Linked DNA regions of Homo sapiens: region 2 is linked to region 1. A link is a loop called in an ENCODE intact Hi-C map of the cell type or tissue named here. Cell type or tissue: chondrocyte. All regions are shown on one strand. Each heading gives the region's core, and the rest is flanking DNA. Links, peaks and the distances in the headings are about the cores only.

Region 1 (10,107 bases), core at 1,117-9,116:
CAGCTCTTCATTGTCCTCCAATTAAAGCTTCTTTCCTTCAAACAGCAACATCCAAAATTAAAAACACATTTAATGCCATAATTTTCTTCTATTTGATTACTATGGGAACCATACTGTTCTTTACACATTTTATGGCAAATATTTGCATGTTAGCTAGATATTGGGTTAATAGCCTTTGATGGACTTGTGTGAGACTCTATTATTTGTATCATTATTCCTATGGGAAAACATGTTCCAAGTAACCAGCTCACAAACAAACTTTCAGGAACATAAAAATTGTGAGTTGGTAACTTCCTGTACCTTGTTTATTTGAAACATGGATAGTGTATGTGCTACATCCAACAGAAAGAATGATCCAGAGTCTTCTAGTATGGTTTATCTAATTTAATTTTTTAAAGACTCCATATTCTTTTTAGAAGTATAAAGATGACCCCTGACATTTGGATGGGAACATATATATCTAAAGAGGTTCTTTATGATACAGAACACTGGAGAAGATGAGAAATTACACAGGTGATGGAACATATATTGGAATCTTCTATCTGCATGTTTAGATTTTCTAAAGTAATTTCATCATTTAAAGAAGAGAATCAGTAGGAAAATTAGAAGCATTCCCTTTAAAACTTCTTAACTAAATACAAAATGAACAGCTCCAGCTTCAAGATGTCTTGCTCTTTTCTGACCAAACCAAAGAATTTTCCAAATGTTATTTTAGTAAAACTCTGTTTCTAGATAGGAAAAGAAGAAGTTCTTAGTGTTTATAAGGTTTATTGCAACAACAGAAGTTTAGTTACTCTTCAATTATGCAAAATTTTTTAAATAATGATTTTGGACATAAAAGGCATTAATAAGAAGTTAAAGAGTATAGTTCTGTCAATATTCATATTTAAAACAGAGAGACACAGAATATGCAACCAAAGGCACTACAGCCTATTTTTCAATTAGGTTAACATGCCCAACCTGATGCAAAGCAAAACTAAGAGGTTCCTAGAGGGTCAAAAACATGAGCTTTGTGGTTAAATGGATGTAGGTTCAAATTTCACTCCACCATTTTTTTGCCTCAATGCATTATTTTTACTTTTGAAAGGTAGAAAAGGACTGAAAAAAGCACCGTATATACAATATACTTAGTTTCAGGTTATTATGAGTAGTAAATATAATAAAATATATTAAATTATCCTGAATATTGTAATTAAACCCAGTAAGCCCTTAAAAATATTTGCTTGTTAATTTTTTAAATTGTCATATAAAATGAAACCATTGGCACCCAGAAACTTATCTTTCTAGTATAGCACCTAAGAGCCTGAATATGGAACTAAAAACGCAAAACGCCTTCAGTTGGGCCTACGTGAACAAGGAAAGTACTTTCTAGACACCCTCACAAATAGACAGATAGCCCAAGAAACTCTGACTTAGTTCCAGTTATCTTAGAAAGGATAGCTAAAGAATGCCATTTTCAAACTTTAATAATAATATATCAAAAAATAGTCCTTGAATAGTTGCCCTAACCACATAGACTTCATTGTAAGCTTAGCCAATATGTACACTCCATAGTTAATAATTCCCTTTGCTCATCATCTTTCCTTTCATATTTATACTACAGAAGGCTCCAGATCATGTGGCTTTCTTTAGAAAAGAAACAACTCAATGCCAACCACTGCCAAAAGATAAAGTATGCAGGAAGCAGCAAATCAAGTCCCCTAAAATATGTTTTTTAATTAAAATATGTTAAAAGAACCATGGAGCCACAAACCACTAATCACCTGCTTGTGGTCCCTGGGGAATTATTTCGTTGACTTCCACAAAATTAGGATCACTGAGGAGGTAGTAACATTTATCATCTATGATTGGATGGATTTCCAATAGGCATTGAATGAATGGAGCCTATATCCTGTTCCACACAAACAAAACGTAGTTTACTATGACCCATTCTGCTGAATATTTGTTTACTCTTGCTTTACACAAAGTAGAGAAGTGCCTTTGAAAAGTTGCCATGGCCATGCTTTTTCTGAGCAGCAGACTAAAACACTTTAGCAATATAGAAATGTACAGCCACACGAGTGCAAATATATGTTTTCTTCCTTTCCAGAAATGTGTTTGGGTGGATGACTCTGTGTGTGTGTGAGACACACTAGTTCAGAAGAAATATGATTTTAACTAGATGTTTGGTAGCACATTCTCAGAGTCCACTAATGTTTCAACGAAGAGCTGCCATGACAAATTTGGGGTGCCTTTTATGAGGTTCCTTATCTTTCCAAGGTTATTGTGGTAGATGTACAGAGGCTGGCAATCTCTAGAGATGAGTTAAGTTGAAATAATAATTATATACCACACCTTCAGAATAAGAGCAATTCAGAGGTGAAATTCTGCCATGCAATACCAGAAACATGAATGTATATTGCCAAAAAGACTGTCAACTAAGTTGGAAGGCAACTGATAGCAAATTGATTTTTGGTTAAACTCCTATTTGCCTTTCTAAGGTCACCGAACTATTAAGATAATAAGGCTTAAAAACATTTAAGTAGGAGCTATGGGTAGAAATAAATGTTAATTTCATTTAGCTATTTAAGCCAGTGGGAACACCTGTCCAATTTCTCTTGCAAAAGATCTGGTGAAAGACAACTGTATCCATAGTATAATTCATACTAATTCATACCAGTGCTAAGATAACATTGTTCATTAGATAAATTTGGCAAACCCAGAGCAATAGTGCTAATTCAGCTCCAGCACAAGTCTTTGTTGCAGTTCTCATTTTGGTTTAGGCAGCCTGGATAAGCTTATCACAGAGCTTTGAACTGACATTCTTGGATGGCACAATAGACCATATTACCAGGAGAATCATTCATGAGCATCAAAAAACGTTACAACCTTCAAAGAAGATACTTTAGTGCCATGGTTTGCAAGGCAAGAAGTGAAAAGAAAGAGCATCCAATTCTCTATGCAACACTGAAATCTAATCAGAATGTGTGCAGATGCATTTTTAAGAAAGCTATATGAAGTTGAGCTGGAGAAATACAGTACCTCTACAGGCAAGATATTTTTTCTGAAGAAGATAATCCACATGAGCTTTTAATTGAAAAGTGCATAAATAACACTCTGTCTTGCCTTGTTATTCAAAGATTAAATCAATTTTGAATTAATGAAAATGATTTAATCTGAGAGTGTTAGCAATCTCAATTTATTTAGGCCTGGATTTAAAGGGCTAGCTTGAGAGCCTTTTGCAAACAAGACTCAGCTCCATAACAAAATCATACCCAACCTCTCTTTTAAGGCTATCTTCTAAAATCTGTGGGTTTTGACTCTAGAATTCTTCACTCCCCCAAATCACATTAACAATGTTTGACATGATGACAGGGAGAGCAAAAAGAATTCATTTCTGCCAAATAAGTACAGGCTACACTGCTGTTTTTATGAAACCTTCCTCCTCTTATTCCATTTTGGTAAATTTCTAAGGAATAGTTAAAATCCGTAGGACAAACCTTGGCTTAAGAGGTGGCCTCTCTGCCATTTTCATGGCTGATTTGAGACCCATTATGCACTCAATTCTGCATTGTGAAATCCAGGCTGGGGACAAATTTCTGCCTGTCATCTTAGGAAAGGCCAGGAGTTTTGCACCATCCTATAGTGTGAAAACAGAAAATCAAAGCCTGCATAGAGCTGCTTGCTTCTTTCCTGATCAGCTTGCTGCTTTTTGGAGACAATCTTGGCTGTCACAGTGTCAGACTGGGAAGGGTAATTTAGCAGAATAAAATATAGTTTAAATAGCATCTCTCCAGGGAAAGTTCCTCCTTACACTCAATATTGAATATGCGAAAAGATCATCAGCAAATAATCATTTGATACTTGGCTAAAATCCATTGGACAGGGAAAGCATTTAGGGAGCACAAAATTCTTTTTTAACCTGATAAGACCCCGAATCAGGAGGCAAGAGGCCCGGATATTTTCCTTATATTTTTCATTCTGTTGCAATGACATTCTCATACAACTACAGTTTATGGACCAAATTTGCTGCCCTCCCCATCCCAATAATATGATGTAAACTGCAGAGATAAAAATACCTTATGAGAATTTTTACAATTTTAAACAGTTCACTGAAAATGTCTGTATGGATAACTCTGTTAATGACCTCTCCTGTCTAATGTCAATTTCAGAAAACAAGTTTCCATTGTAAATGTTTAATCAGTGTAGTCCCAGGAACCCAGAACAGAAAACCTTATCTTCTCGCCCAACTTATTTGCTCTGCAAGCTCTTTCCTAGCTCCATCTCAGCTCCCTGCAAACACTTTAGGCTTTTCTCTCTCAAAGGAGCTGGGAGCTCTGTAGGTTCTGAGCTAGGCAGCAGCCCTGTGGTTTGATTCCATTAGTCTGAGCCCAGATCCACTGCAAGCAAACTGCAGCATTTCTGCTTGCAAAACATTGGCAACCAGGTTCTAGAACCGCCACATACACTGGCTGCACATATTCTTTAATGCTGTTCTGCCCAAACCTTGCCTGAAGCCAGTCAACCATAGCAGAAAGCATCCTACCTTCCATCATGGTGGCAGAATTGCATTCCTTAATTTCCAAGGAGTCTGAAAAAACACAGGAGGATACGATTCCAGGTCCCAGCTAAGTCCTCACCACGCCGCTGCTGAGGTCTATTCCGTCCGCTGTCAAAGCCAAAGGAGATAAGTGTTAAGCCAAAAGACAGGCCATGGATGCTGCTGGTGCTTCTTCACCTACAGGCAGGCTACCAAGAAGATGCTGAGAGAAAGGGAGAGGAACGGCAAGCTGGCCGAGCTGCACCGCCTGCGCTGCCTCGGCCAATCCCTTCAGCTTTGGACCGCGTCACATGGTAGCCAGCCTGCATCTCCTGACACAATACCCCCGGAGAGCACACAGAACCTATTTCCCGTCCCCATTCCCCTCCACCCCCATCGCCTCCCGCTTGTCACCAAATACACAGCCCCTTCCCCACCTGGTGACGCACTTCCCCCGCCCCTCCTCGTCGTCTCCTTAAGCTTACAGAAGCGGCTGGGTGCCCGAGATTAGTTATCAAGGGCTGCCACCTTAACAGGGGACTCTGGCGTGAAAGCAGCACCTAAGTGGCTCGCTGCGGAGGGGGTTCTTTTCTTTTTCTTTCTTTCTTTCTTTTTTTGTTTTTTTAAGAAAAACTTAATAATTCCGTGCAGCCGGAAATCTTAGCAACACACTTCTAAGCTCCCATTCCGGTGTCCTTTTACCCTGAAGGAATTCCAAATGTCAGTGTCTGTGGCCTCCGTGCACATCTGTGCGTCTCTCTCTCTCTCCGTCTCTCTTTCTCCCCTCCCATCCTTCATTCAAGAGAGAAAAATCAATCCGACTGACGTCACATCATAAACATCCCCAAAAGGATGATGCAGAAGAAATTTCACCCCAGCTGCCTTCGTGAGAGCCAGGGAATTAATTGCGCATGACATGCTGAAGGGCTGGGAACTGTCATTAAAACAAAGAAACAAAAGAACCCACCCGAGTGGGGCTCTGGAATCAAACTGGCAACGCTCGAGATCGTTTCTGGGGCGGGAGGCTGGAAAGGGGAGCAGGCAGGGAGCGGAAGCCTGAGCCCGACCAAAGACAGCTGTGCACGCCGGCTCCCTCCCACTCCAACCTGGGCTCGCCGTCCGGGCTACAGACGGGACCCTGCGGGGCGCCCTTCGACGACCGAGTTCGAGTCCCGCCGCCACCGCGTCCTCCCCGCCGAGCGCACACGGGAGCGGCCTCGCTTCCCCAGGTGGGGAGCTTTTCTCGCAACCGACTGGGGCTGCAGCTGCCAACTGCAGTCTCTGTAGGAAACAAACTTTCTCCTAAATGACACGTTTCTCCGCGACGCGCCTCCTGCATCTGGAGTCGCCTTCAAGCCTATTCATTCACCCAAGTGGAAACCTGGAGGGAGGCAGTTGTGCCTGGTTGTGGCGGAGCCCAGGGTTTTGAAGCTGCCAGGAATGGGATCTGGGGGCTGTGTAGTTGCCTAAGTGGGAAGTTGTGTCACTGGGCCCGGTTGGGTTCAGTCTGTCACCTGACTGCTCTCCAGAGACCATGGAGCCTTTCAGAAGGGCCCAGCCCTGGGGGATCTACGACCCTTGGTTCCCTTCAAGAAAGCTCAGACAGCGAAGGAAGAAAAGGGCAGGGCAGCCTATGAGAGAGAGAAGGCAGAGAAAAAGGAAAGGAGATGGGAGGAAAGGGAACGCCTTCTTTAGAACTCAGGAAAAACAACATCAGAAGTGGGCATTTCTCCCTGTATAATCTCACAGTATGACCAGGAGAAAAGCTGTTACAATAGAGAGCAATTGTGAGCATCCAATGAAAATGTACTCAAAATAACTGGAAGAAGATGCATGGTATGATCAGGGTTGAGCCTGTAATGTATTATTAATCATTTCTATTAGCAATATACTCATGAACTTTTTCTATTGCTCAGCCCTGGACATGGCCTAGCTCTTTCTACCAAAGCAAATATGACGTACTGGTGACTGACTGAAGTAGCATATTAATAGTTGAAAAGCAAAACACAGCTCCTTAGCAATTTAGAAGTTTTGAAAAACCCATTGTTCTCCCTAAGGACACATACTTCAGTGGCCTCTAAATTTTAAAATGAAATTCTTCAGGGAGATACAAATACTTGTGACTTTTTTCTTATGTCTCTAAGACAGTTAAATTTTAAAAGGGGAATGAATTCCTAAGTAAAACCTGCCTTGAGTACAACTTACACTGCTCTGAAAACTGGAGGGGTATTATTGCAAAAAGGATTGATTTGTGTGTGTGTGTGTGCATGTGTGTGTGTGTTTAGCAAATGTTTTGTAATGATTAAGAACATTGATGGGTATTCGTGTCAAATAGATGGGCACCAAGTTTTGTTTGTGCCACATAATGAGCTCTGTGACTCTGAGCAATTTATGTAATTCTCTGTGCCTCACAGTTTTCTTATCCTGAAATGGAGAGAATAATAATGCCAAGTTAATTGAGCTATAAATGGTAATAATAACAAACCTGTATTAATGGCTTACTATGTGCCAGACAGTATTCAAATACTCTGCTAGTAAATTACTTAGCATTTTGTCTGGAGCATAATAAGACCTGCATGTTAGCTTTTTAGTATTAGTATTATTACTACCAAAGGGCTGGCAGATGCATCAAAGAAGTTTGCAGCCAACTGGGAGTTGTACCAAATGCACAGAGAACAAGTTAGTGAAAGACCAGGTGATGCATCCAAAGATGTAACATGTTGGAGATTTCTGAAAGGCTGCTAAGTAGGAAATCAAAATCTAATGAGGTTAATTAGGAAAGACTTTTTTTTTTTTTTTACAGAGGTGAAATTTCAGAGTTCAGAACTTAATTGGAATGGGCTTGAAGTGGTAGTTCTAAAGAATATAGGGAGTTGTAAGTAAGAAAAAAGTATCATGTAAAATCTGGAGGTGAGTGCAAGCACTGAGGTGCAGGAGTGGGGGCCATTGTTAGGATGTAAGGGAAAGGTGGAGAAACCCAGGCTGCCTGCCTTCTTCCTCCCAATGTAAGTTTTACAGTGTGTTAGAGCAATCCTCTCAGATAGGTTTGGTATGGGTACACTTCAAGTTTTTTTAGACTTGCAGCAACTATCTAGAGACAGCAAGTCAATGGAAAGATTCTTTTGGTCAATGACTATTTATAGGAAAAGCAGAAGTTTGTAGATATTGTCAGAAAGGGATGTGTATTTCAAGGTGGTAAAGCTAATCCCAAAGGCTAAACTTCACCGCAACTTCATCAGTTGTGTGTATTTTATCCTTTAAAAAGAAGATGCTATTACCAATAGCATATCCAATAGAACATCCAATGAATGAAGTTCTGTTTCAATAAAATTTGCTCAAATATGTAATCAAAAGAGATTATCCTAATTGTGGTGTTTTCTCATAGGTTTTTTTCTTTTTATTTTCTTCTTCTTCTTTTTTTTTTTTTTTTTTTTTTTTTTTGAGACAGTCTCACTCTGTTGCCCAGGCTGTAGTGCAGTGGTGAGATCTTGGCTCATTACAGCCTCCACCTCCTGGGTTCAAGCTATTCTCCTGCCTCAGCCAACTGAGTAGCTGGGATTACAGTCATGCCCCACCATGTCCACCTGATTTTTTTTTTTTTTTTTTAGTAGAAAGGGGTTTCACCATGTTGGCCAGGCTGGTCTCGGTCTCCCGACCTCAAGTGATCCACTAGCCTCGGCCTCCCAAAGTGCTGGGATTACAGGTGTGGGTCACCATGCCTGGCCTCTCATAGGTTTTTGAAAAAAAAATTGTTTTGATCAAGAACAAAGACAATACTTTAGGTTGTGGTTCAAATTTTATCACTTCATCGTATAATTTTTGCTTGCCAGCAAGGGCAAAGGAGAATATCTAGCCTCCAAAACCATGGAATACTTTTTGCAATTCTGAAATGAAAGTCAAATGGTATATGGAAAAGATTGGGTAAATAACTGACTTGCATCAAAGTGCAAGAATTGCTCAGGAGTTCAGCTCAGGATGTGAATGTCAACCCAGATCATACCAGGCTCTGATATGGTACTTATGACTGGTCCAAGACCAAAAACTAAATTGCTGAAGTCACTAGACATTCAACATTTTTTCTAAAATAACATTTGTATGGTAGTAATGGCTGATTACATAGTGTTTCAGAATGAAATCTTATTATATTCCTACTATAAAAGCTGAGCTTCTTCACTATCTCCCAATTTTAGGTTGAAGGGGAAATTTGTTTATATTTTAGAAAGAGAAAGAAGACAATGAGAATTGAGTCACAAAGAAAGGAGGAAAGAAAATTAGCATTAAAATATGGATCCAGATTTGTGTATGTGTTTGTGTATCTCCAAGGTAGTGCTCTTAACATGACAATTGACTCTGCCCCTTTTGCTATCCCCACTGAGGTAATTCAGTGAATGTAGATGGAAAAATATGTTGCCCAAGTCCTGGAAATTGGCAAGACTGAAAAATTGGAATTCCATGAGATGATATAGATGAAAAAGAGATACATATATTTGTGTGTGTGTGGGTTCCCATAGTTACTCTATTCCTGGCTGAAATAAAAGAACTCCAACTTCAACTAACATGGGCAAAAATGGAATTTATTGAGGTAGCTCATAGAATTATAGCAAGAACTGAACAGCTGAGGGAAAGCAAGAACCAGGACAATCCAGGAAATTTTGTTACCTGAACCAAGTACTCAGAACTCTCTCTGTCTCTTCCAGCATGTCATCTCCTTTTCTCTTACTAATTTTTCTCCACATGATCAGGCCTGACCATTAGCATCCTCTAAGCTCACCTCTTCACAGATTTACTAGGCTAGATCTCCTTCAAAAAACTTCCAGGGAAGGACTGTGGTTGACCTGGCTTGGATCATTGTTCACTTTTCAAACCAGTCACTGGGGGCCATGTTGATGAGTTCTCATGATAGATTTTTTTTAAACCAAAACTTACATTGGACTGTCATATGCTGACTACTGTGCCTATGTATGTGTGTGTGTGTATATATATATATGTGTATATATATGTGTGTATATATATGTGTATATATATATGTGTATATATATATGTGTATATATATGTGTGTATATATGTGTGTATATATATGTGTATATATATGTGTGTGTGTGTGTGTGTGTATACTATATATATATACACACAAGTTTCTATGGCAAACAGAACCCATAATATGATTGTATCCAGAGAGAAACCAGCAGAACCTGTAGTCATGCTCCTGTTTCCCTGGGGGGAAGACTCTATGTGCTGGCCCACTTATGCCAAAGACAAGACATGCCCTTGTATGCTTTTCACCCATTGGACTATGAGCATCCCAAGAGCCATGTGTTCATAGCTACATGAGTGCTGAAGGAATTTATATCAGCTGGGAGTACTGCTTAATCTAGACCTACATTGATAAAGATAAGCAGTAACACTGAATCTATGAGAAAATTCAACAGTTTCAAAAGAGAAGGAAAATAACTACAGCTCACTGAAGCATAGGAAATGTCCCCACCGAGGCAGAGGAAATGTGGAGAACTTGAGAGGCATTTTTCAAAAAATCTGTTTTTTAGTTTTGATATAATTTCAGAGATACAGCAGCAATAAATAAGAGCAGA
Region 2 (10,107 bases), core at 1,283-9,282, 140 kb before region 1:
AGGTGTTACTATACTTTCATAATTAAAACACACAAAATGAAGCTTCAAATAAGCAAAAGAAAATTCAGTATCAGAATTGGCATAGAGTCCATCACCTGTCACCACACTTAGAGTTGACCTATAGCCTGATGAGTGTGTCAACTGGTGAGAACAGAGATCAAGTTTGTCTTCAGTGACAGCTTGATTGGATTACAGATGCAATATATGTATCCCATTTTTTTTCTTTTGCTTCTTCCTAAAATCTCCTTTTCAAACCTTATGTCTTTTTAAAGAAATTAGAGGGGTTAACGTGGTTCTTCCACAACCAAAAAAGAAAAGAAAAAAATAGAAAAAAAAAAGAAGCCCACCCACCCCCTCCTGCTTGCCTACATACACACATAACACATTGGCCCACAAAACCTAGTGTCCTTGTGGGGGCATCCGACAAGGAAATCAGACATTTAACATGAAACCCACTCTCTGTGAAATCTGTCTTCCTAGAACTTTCCTGAATTCCAAACAATGGCATGACAGCTTTGTTTTAGAAATCAAGACCTCTTAACTGCAGCGTGGATGGCAGGGCACACCTAAGGGCTGGGAGTGCAAGGCAGAACACATCCACAGACTTGGACCATGACTGTGAGCATCTGATGGACTAGGACATGCTGTGGGGCCACAGGACACCCAGACTAGAGGAGTGAGGGCTGAAGCTCTGAAGCCAGCTGCCAGGCAGGAGGACGGTGTTGCTCACACTGCAGCAGCCATGGCCATTCCCCGTCACAAGAAGCACACTCAAGCATAAGACATACCACTGGTGGTCCCCGGACCAGGGCCCGAGCCAGGTCCGGGGGACGAAACCACAGTCCTGTAGGTGGGTGGTGGTGGGGGAGGTGGAGTTGCTCTTTGTCCCAACCCAAAATCTTTAGGAGATGAGATTGTTTCTAAGTAATCATCTTTAATGAAGGTCTGCTCAGCGACTTTCTTCTGGACTTCTTCTAAATTGAGCGGCGATAGTACATTGCGAGGAGGCCCAGGAGGCCCTGGGGGGCCTGTGGGACCTGGGGGGCCGAGAGGGCCTGGAGCTGGGGAGTCAGCTGGGTTGTCTGGTGTAGCTGGTGGGGACACCACTTTTTCCCTTGGAGTCAACTCCGGAGTAACATGTTCCGGGGATGTATCAGAAAAATGGACCCACTTTTCTTCAGCATTAACAGCAACAGACTTGGGGGACAATACTGGCCCAAAAATGCTGTCCAAGTCATTGATGGATGGTAGTTTTTCAATTTTGACCTCTGTGGCTGACTGGTCATTTCCTGTGGTTAAAGTAGTTGATTTTAAACTTTAATTGACTTATTATTTGTGTGGGGAGTGAGGGAGGGAGGCAAAGACTGGAAAATACATTGGTGTCTGAGGTGCCTCAGTGGGCATACTTCATGATGTAAAAATATCTTTATTGGATTAGGAGCCTAAGGTGAGGGGAGAGATCCCCCCTCCACAAAGTGAGCATCATATTTTTATGCTATTGTTTACTCTTTTTTGCAAGCTGAGCACAGCTAGCTACTTTGACCATCATGTAAAGTGCTGTGCATGATACTGCTCTCGAAGGCTGCTCACAGGTGCACCAAGTGTGATCATTTTGAGAAGGCAGTATTAGATTCACAGAAAAGTACAGGCTCTGGGACTGCAAATTCCAAAAGCAAGGTCCCTTCTGAAAATCTGGCCTAATAAAATACACATCACACAATATAAGAATTGAGAAGTCAAAGTTGGCCTCACATTTTATAAAGATTGTCTACTCTTGTATATTAAATCAAGACTTTGGTGAAACTGATTATAATATTTGTTAATTTTAAGAAGTGATCACATCGTATTTAGCTGTATATCCTCAACCTTAAAAAACACCAGAAACACAGTACAAAGATTAAGAAGGTATCACCACAAAGATACTTACAAATACAGATATATACACCCCACACACAACACACACATAGATTATTGAGGAGGCATTTGCTACTTATTAGAACTGTTACATATATACCTGCTTAATGGAGAAGAAAATAATTTAAAAATTTTTAAATAATTTCTTTTCTCATTAAGTCTAACCTGTCAACCTCATAAGCATAACTGTGATATTTATCTATATGTTGTCATGATACCAACATGTCTGTTTTGCTAAAATATTAGCATAAGCTATTCTTTTTAACTCATAGCAATAATAAGAGAAAAAATTAAGAATGATCTTCTACAGCTCTGTATGAAGAACTGCACTTTTTAAAAACTGAGATTATTCACATTACAAATTGCTACCTAAATAACTGGAAGGCATGAACAGAAGTCACTTTACCTTTATATAACTCTTGGGCTATATGAGCCATCTTAGTATTTCTATATTTCTAGCTTGAAAGGAATTAACTTTCAAGGTTCCAAGGCTACAGATAAATGGGGAAGCATTTTGCATAGTCCGCAATATTTATAATCTTGTGCTAGTAGGTATATTTATATCTAACACAATTTGTGGAAATAAAAGGGGCCAAAATGTCTTGAACCTGCAAACATCTTTACTTATGAAGCTCTGGATGACTCTCTATTGGGTTTGAGTCAATATAAATTTCATAAATAACTACATCGTGCTTTTGCTTTTGTTGATGAATGCCCCACTCTGCAGCTATCAAACTCACCAGGCTGCATAAATAGCAAAGGATGAAGCTGCAACAGAATTCCGAAGGTGATAAAGAACCACATTCTAAGGGCCCAGGCACATAACAGCTATTACTACTTTTGATTTGCTAGTCCAGTAAGACTTGGCAGACTATAAATTGTATGAATACATAGTATTGATTTTAATAGATGGTAAAGGTGTGCCTTAAGCATTATCTGTCTACAGGTGTGTAGCAATTCCTTGCCATATTTCATAATCTTTACATATCTCCTTGCCATGAGATAATAAATACTTGAATGAAAAAGAATTTCCCCACCACCAGTATGCTGCACACCCTGGGAACCATTTTATGTCTTCATAGACTAGATAGTTTTAGACTTAGCAAAATTCTCTTGAAAAAATACCAACTGTGCTTTGAGACTATGAATTTGTAAATCATTAAAACGAGATCCAACGAAGTGAGGGGTTAATTAAACAATGAATTTTCATATTGAGATTTTTTTCATTTCGTGTTACAAAATGTCCCTCATTCAACAAAATTATACCAAGGAAAAATTAACTGAGAAATTATTACTTTTTTGTGTGTGTGAAACCTGGAAGTGGTGCTTTAAAATAAGTCTGCATAAGAAATTCTAATGAAAGCAAAACTGAATGCCAACATTGTGATGTTTTTGTGTAGCCTACAGTTTTCAACACATCAAGGGCATGTTCATCCGGGGCCACTGCTCTGTTTGACACATCATCCCAGAACTGAAAAAACAAAAGCGTACCTGGTCCAATTGTTAAGGGGGATCCTGTTCGGGGTGGGGTAGCTGGTACATTTTTTGGAGGCAGTGGTGGAGGTGCTGCAAAAAGATGAGAAATTAAGTATCATTGGTCATGTGCTTCCTAAGTCATACAATACACTTTAAATAAGCAGGATTTGGGCTTTCAGTTATATTCCTGCTATTGGAAATGGAATAGCAATTAATGGTCTACTTCTTTGAAGTTCAAAGCCAAAGAACTGAGGCAGAACCCATTCAGATTGTTCCATTTTATGAGAATAAGAGAACGTCAAGAGAATGTTGGACAGTAATAATAATATCACCATTTTATTCATGTAAATATGATTCAACACACAAACCTCAAGCAGCAACTACGTCCTACCTCCTGTACTAGGAACTAGGGTCATAGGGTTGAATAAAAATAGTCTTTGGCCTCAAGGGATTTATGACTGACTGAATGAAATCATGTCCGCTGACAGTTACAGTCGAGGGTTTGATAACGGAAATCACAGGTTGGGTGGGGGCTCCTGTGAGGGGTTTTTAATCCAGTCAGGATCTTAGTGTCCAGATTGAGTTGGGAAAGATTTCTCAAAATTATATTTCTTAAATTTTAGTACATTTTTTAAAGTTAGAAGCAAACTAACTGCTTGGGTCAAGGAGGAATGAACAGATTCCTTTGACAAAAATTACAGCCAAATCAAGTATCATGGTCCCTACGAAGAGATTCACCCTTCTGAGCTGGACTTGTCACTTTGTGGGCAAAGTTTGGAATTACTGTTTCAACTGGTTCATTTCTTCTTCCTCTTTCTTTAAGTGTATGTTTTCTTGTCACTGGTCCTATCTGGTAGATTCAAAGAGTTCACACTAATTTCACAGGCCATCCCAAAGTTTAGCTGTGAATCTGAATGCCGTCCAATCTCTCATAACCTAAACGCAGAGGGAGGCAGGTAGGCACATGGCTGGAGAGCGCTTGCTGGTACCTTCCACTTGCCTAAATTAGGAAGAAGCTTTTTCTGTCATTCCTCCCTCCTCCTCCCCTTCCCGTACTTTATTTATTATTTTTAGGTAGCATCCTGTTCTTCCACACAATAAGTATGACTAACAACCCTCATCCTAAAGCCTAGGAATATGTGGTTCTTAATCTTAATTATGAGCTTCTGAAAGCTACACCTCTAGTGGACCATATTTTCCCACAGAAGTTAAGAGTCAATCAGGGGCTCTGCTCCTGATTAAGGATCTCTGCCAAAAATCAAGGTCATAATCAACAAAATACCATAAAAACAAATAAAATACTGTAAAAGCCTAATAAGCTAAAATAGAAAACTTATGCTGCAACTACAACATGAGCAGAATGATATAATGCACATCAATTAAACAACAGCCTGTGCTGTGCTAAGTGTAACCACAGCACGTAAGACTCACAGCTCTGAAATACCAATAGTTAAAACCAATACATCACCTCCATAAACAATTCATTTACTTTCTTGGCATTTAGGAAAGGGTTTTCTAGGGATCACTTGCATAGCTCAGGTCTGTAAAGAAAGCTTTTCAAGGAAGTTACAGCTTTTTCACTAGTTTTGTTTTGCAGGGGAAAACATTCAAAATCATGCCACTGTGGTTCAAATATTTTAAAAATACATTTTTCAAAGTTCAGAAGTTTTTAAAAAATTGTTGATAATGATGTTTTTCCTATCCTGTTTAATGAGGGAAATATCTTTGGAAAGGCTAGATCACACGGCTTTATAGCAATAATATTTCCAACAAACAACCTCTTGGCCTTTGATTATGAATCCCCGCGGTTAATTCTCATGATCACCTTTAGGCACCAAGGCGTAAGCTCTGGAGATGCTGAACTGGAAAAAGTATTGGTTGGTCTGTATGTGAGCCCAAAGGAGTAAAAACATCCTCTGCATCTCTCTCCTCCCCAAACACCTTTTTTTGAAAAGAGTGCTTTCCACAGGCATGCTTCAGAGGCAGTCTACTGAAAAGGGAATTCAATAAATCTTTAAGAAGGGTGGCTTTACCTGATGAACAATCCATTCAGTCCAAATAGCCCAACCCACCACCGGTGAACGGCTATCTGGATCTTCAGGACCTCCTTTCCCAGACGCCTGGGTCATGCTGGAAGAAGCCAGACTGATGGCAACTTTCACATACATTTACTCTGATCTACTATCTCAGCTTCTCTCTACCATATAGCCTCAGTTCTCTTGTTCCCCAATTGTCACTCTTTCCTATCAATGTGTCCTTTCTGTCCTGTGCAGCCTCAGTTGCTCTATAGGATGAGCAGAGACCGTATTAGACTTGTTCACCTCTGTGTTATATGATAGCCTAATGCCTGGAATGCAGTAGTTTCTTTAGCTCCCTTGCTTCTTATTCTTACTTACGTACAATGAATAAATGAATGAATAAGCATGTGGGATTTCAGAAAAGGCTATGATTCAAGGTTAATAATTTGCTTTATTATGTTATTTTCTTCCTGTCTTCATAACCTGCCCTGAGTTCTTTAACTTGAAAGCCTGTTAGAATAACATCTCTTCTTAATATTATTCAGTTCTAATGTTGCTTACATAGACTTTTTAAGAGTTGCCTAATTTCACTATGCAGACAGACACTAAAATGAGTCACTTATTTTTCCAGACAGAGCAGACACATAACTTACTTCCAGTGGGAAAAGGCCTTGTTAACTTTGGCGACTCCATGCTTGGATTAATTGGTTGGCCTGAACCCCATATCTCAGGCTGATCTAAAAGAACTGGAAACAAAAAAGAAGATTTCCCAGGGTGAGTTAAAAAAAATCCCCATACTTTAGAACTTAAAATTTCGATTTCAAGTTGAGCTTTACAAAATTATTTTCCTCTTGTCTCAGTACTAAAAAATTAACTTAGGAATGTGCTGCTCCTTATTCTTTTCAAGCAGAGAATAGAAATAGGAGTGTGGTGTGAGTGTGGGTGGGAGGAGTGTCTGTGTGTGTACATATAGCTACATAAAAACTTTCAGAGCAGAATCTGCATTTGCTTCCTGGGTGGTCACGTAAGGACATTCTGAGTATCAGTACATGTACTGGCTCTGTTTCAGGTACCCATTTGAAAATCCAGACATTAACCCCATGAACATTTGTTTTGCTGTAAGTTGGTTGATTTAAAGCCTCCTATAAATATGCTTCAAAACTGAAAACGCCTGCATTCTATGCAGTGGTTCCTATCCTTGAAGGGTCTTTACATAAACCTTTTACAGCATCATAAAAAGAAACTAAACTATCCTAAAAACACTTGGTGAATATGTTAAGAGAACCAGAAAAATGAGTGCTTAGGCACCGAACATAGGGCAATTAGGTTTTGGGCCTAAGGACACTGAATTTAACATTTCTTCTCTTTCTTTTTGCTTCCTGTTCTGATTATTAAAAATACCTATGATAATGCAAATAGTTAGTGCTTCTCAGTACCTATCCTGTGGCAGGGACTATGCAAGTACTGCTGTAATTCATTATGTTGTCTAGGACAGGCTGGGAAGTCAGTTGGATGTGGTTTGAATCTATCCTCTGCACTGACCGTAGGACCTTGGCAGGTTGCTTAACCTCTCTGCGCTGCCTTCCTTTAGTGTAAAGTGGAGATAATAAAAGCAACCTTAGAGAGTTATGAAGAGGATTAACAGAGGAAAGATATATGAATAGAGTATATATAAAATGTCTATAAAACACGTATCACAAGGCCAGTAGCTGTTACTGTCTATTTGAATACTCTTACCACCACTATGTGGTTGATACCAGTTCCACTTATGGGAGAGGAAAATAGTGATAGGAGTGGTTTAATGAGGTGTCCACGGTAAAAGCAGAAGAGCTAAGATCTGATGTAGCAGACTTTTAACTCTAAAATACATATTTTTTCCCCAGACCATTTCAACTAGTGATAGAAAGATCTTTCTAGGCCAGGCATGGTGGCTCACAGCTGTAATTCCAGCACTTTGGGAGGCTGAGGTGGGAGGATTACATGAGTCCAGGAGTTCGAGACCAGCTGGGCAACATGGTGAAACCCAGTCTCTACAAAAAATACAAAAATTAGTCAGGTGGGGTGGCATGTGCCTGTGATCCCAGCTACTCTGGGGGCTGAGGTGGGAGGATCGCTGTGGGAGGTCGAGGCTGCAGTGAGCTAAGAACTTGCCACTGTATTCCAGCCTGGGTGACAGAGTGAGATTCTGTCAAAAAAAAAAAAAAAAAAGAAAGAAAAAGAAAAAGAAAAACAACGAAAAAGAAAGACAGAAAGAAAAAGAAAAATCAATCTAAAGAAGAATGAGTAGATACAAAAGGGAAGTGTGGGTATCGAAAAAGCTAGTGTGATCGGTGCAAAGGCAGGAACTTTACAGAAGTTCAGGGGCTGAAATCATCTAAAGAACAACTGAGGCCACAGTCATGGACAGGTCTGGGTGTGTATCTCCTCCCCACCACAAGCCTCAAAGGTGGACTTCGCTCTGTTTTAACATGAAAGCAAACATTCTCCAAAGATACGAAGCAGCATTTTCTTCATGAATTCCATGTGGAACACAGCTATGATTTTTAAGAATGATTTCTATGTTTTACATAAAGTTTTCATATAGTTATGGGATTCCTTAAACGGGCAGATGTAGGTGCAACAAATCAAATCCCGTCTCCAGTCACCATACGATATGTCATTAAGAGTGAGATTGATCACAGATGAGTTAATAAGGAAACTGATAGCCTCACTGCAAGGCCACCTTTACATAGGGATTCTAAGTTATGGACATTAAAATCATTAAGGAGTATTTAGAAATGTTCTTTGTACAGTTTCCTAACAAAATCATTGAAAATATTCAGGTGTGGCTGACTGCTGGCTATCTCCCAGAATTCATTCTCCAGTTCTTCTATAGTAACAGAATTTTAGCTGGCTACATAGCACCAAATTCTCTCCAGTGGGGTTTGGCAGGAAGTGACTTGTATCTCTTCTAGTTTTGCTCTTAGAATAGTTAGCAGTGAGTTCCAGTGGTCCTCACCCCACTTCCTTTCTTCTGAATGGGAGGGGAGGAGAGCTGCAGCAGCCTCCTTGGAGCCAGAGATAAAAGTAACATTTTAAAGACAACAGAACTACTTTACCAGTCCTATATTGTTTACTTCCAGACAGTTAACCTGAAAGAGTAATAAAATTCCATCTTGTTTAATTTATTGTACTTGGGGTCTCTTTGTTAATGTAGCTTAGTCTACCCACTATGCTTCCAATTCTTTAACACTTAAGGCCCTTCACCAATAGGTCCTAGAAGGATAACATGTTATTATACATTTACCATGGTGCCCCTAAGTCAAATAATTTTTTATAAAAACATTCTATATTACCAAACATAGCTATTGGAAATACATGCATTAGACATAAACACATTTCAGGGATAGATAAGATCCATTTTATAGAGAGCTGATTTTATGTCAGTAAAGTACACGGTATTTACAGCCATCCAAAAACATGGTTAATTTAAAAATGTTAAATGTTTAACTCTAGGAATAAATATTTAATAAGTAAACTCAAAAATAATGGCAGAAATAAAGATATTTCTTCAGTAGCATTTTATTTTATTTTATTTTATTTGAGGTGGGGTCTTGCTGTGCTGCTCGGGCTGGAGTGCAATGGTGTGATCACAGCTCACTGCAGCCTTGACTTCCTGGGCTTAAGTGAACCTCCCACCTCAGCCTCCCGAGCAGCTGGGCCTACAGGCATGCACCACCATGCCCGGCTAATTTTAAAAATTTTTTTGTAGAGATGGGGGTCTCCGTATGTTGTCCAGGCTGGTCTCGAACTCCTGGGCTCAAGCAATCCTATCTCAGCATCCCAAAGTGCTGGGATTGAGGGAGTGAACCACCACACCTGGCCTTATTTCTAAGTTTCTAAATGATTCAAGGTCATTCCTGGGTCTTGAGCCAGCAAACAATGACTGTTGTGAGCAATCCAATTGATGCCTTCATTATGAGGTGGGAAAGAGCAAAGATGGTCAGGGAGGCCACACCCCAACGACAGCGACAATGACGGATGTATGAAGGTCTGTCTCCATTTGTGATTCTGTTGACACCTCAAATGATGATGGTCTGGTTCCCAGAGTGTTTACTCCATGACCGGGATTTGTGTAGACTTGCAGTAATTTTTACTGACTTGTTTTGAAGAATGAGCTTCTTAGCTATTAGATATTTCTGGAAGTAAAGTTTCAAATCCTAAAATAATAGAGATTTTCAAACTAAACTTCTGTTCTTGACAGCACACCTAGATTGAAACTTTTCTTTCCCACGAAAATAATATATTAAAAATATACCTCAAAATACATACATTTAATCTAGAAGAGTTGTACTTTAATAAAAGAAAAAACAAATCTATAATATATGGAGTTTCTTTTCCTACCTTCTGTCTTCTGTTCATCAAAAGCTGATTCTAGTGGTGGGCCAAAGAGAGGAGCAAGGGCCGTAGTGTCATCTGGAGGCTTTTTGCTAAATCACACACATTAAGGCAAAATACAGGGAAAGGGCTCAAAAATTAATACTCAAAAAGATATACAAGCTTTCACATATTTTTCTTAGTGAAACAAGTGTGTGTGTGCACCAGTGCATGCATGCATGTGTATACAAGCCCCGTTAGGGCTAGAAAGTATTTTATAAGGATGTCAGATGTATTATGGGACAAAAGAATTGGTAGAAGGTGAGATCCTTAGTTCTCAATG

The links. Hi-C counts contacts between places; a loop is a spot of excess contacts. Peaks named below come from ENCODE experiments on the same cell type or tissue, not always from the same donor. Only the 100,000 strongest peaks of a DNase experiment are listed, where the experiment ranks them.
Region 2: a loop joins it to region 1, with 2.9 times the contacts of the local background. A loop is called at or near these places in 10 of 110 quality-filtered maps.

What each region holds. Positions count from the first base shown.
Region 1 is chr1:66,528,787-66,538,893 of GRCh38, reverse strand. SGIP1 (SH3GL interacting endocytic adaptor 1) reads right to left here and starts at 4,741. Exons shown (of 25, transcript NM_032291.4): 1 at 4,526-4,741. The coding sequence starts at 4,535. In chondrocyte, for the core only: no CTCF peak of the experiment used is centred there; DNase peaks (open chromatin) are centred at 4,843 and 5,643.
Region 2 is chr1:66,673,051-66,683,157 of GRCh38, reverse strand. It overlaps SGIP1 (SH3GL interacting endocytic adaptor 1), which reads right to left. Exons shown (of 25, transcript NM_032291.4): 12 at 9,792-9,877; 13 at 6,062-6,154; 14 at 3,406-3,480; 15 at 789-1,289. Among named protein-coding and RNA genes, the nearest start is that of MIR3117, 50 kb to the right of the region's middle. In chondrocyte, for the core only: no CTCF peak of the experiment used is centred there; no DNase peak of the experiment used is centred there.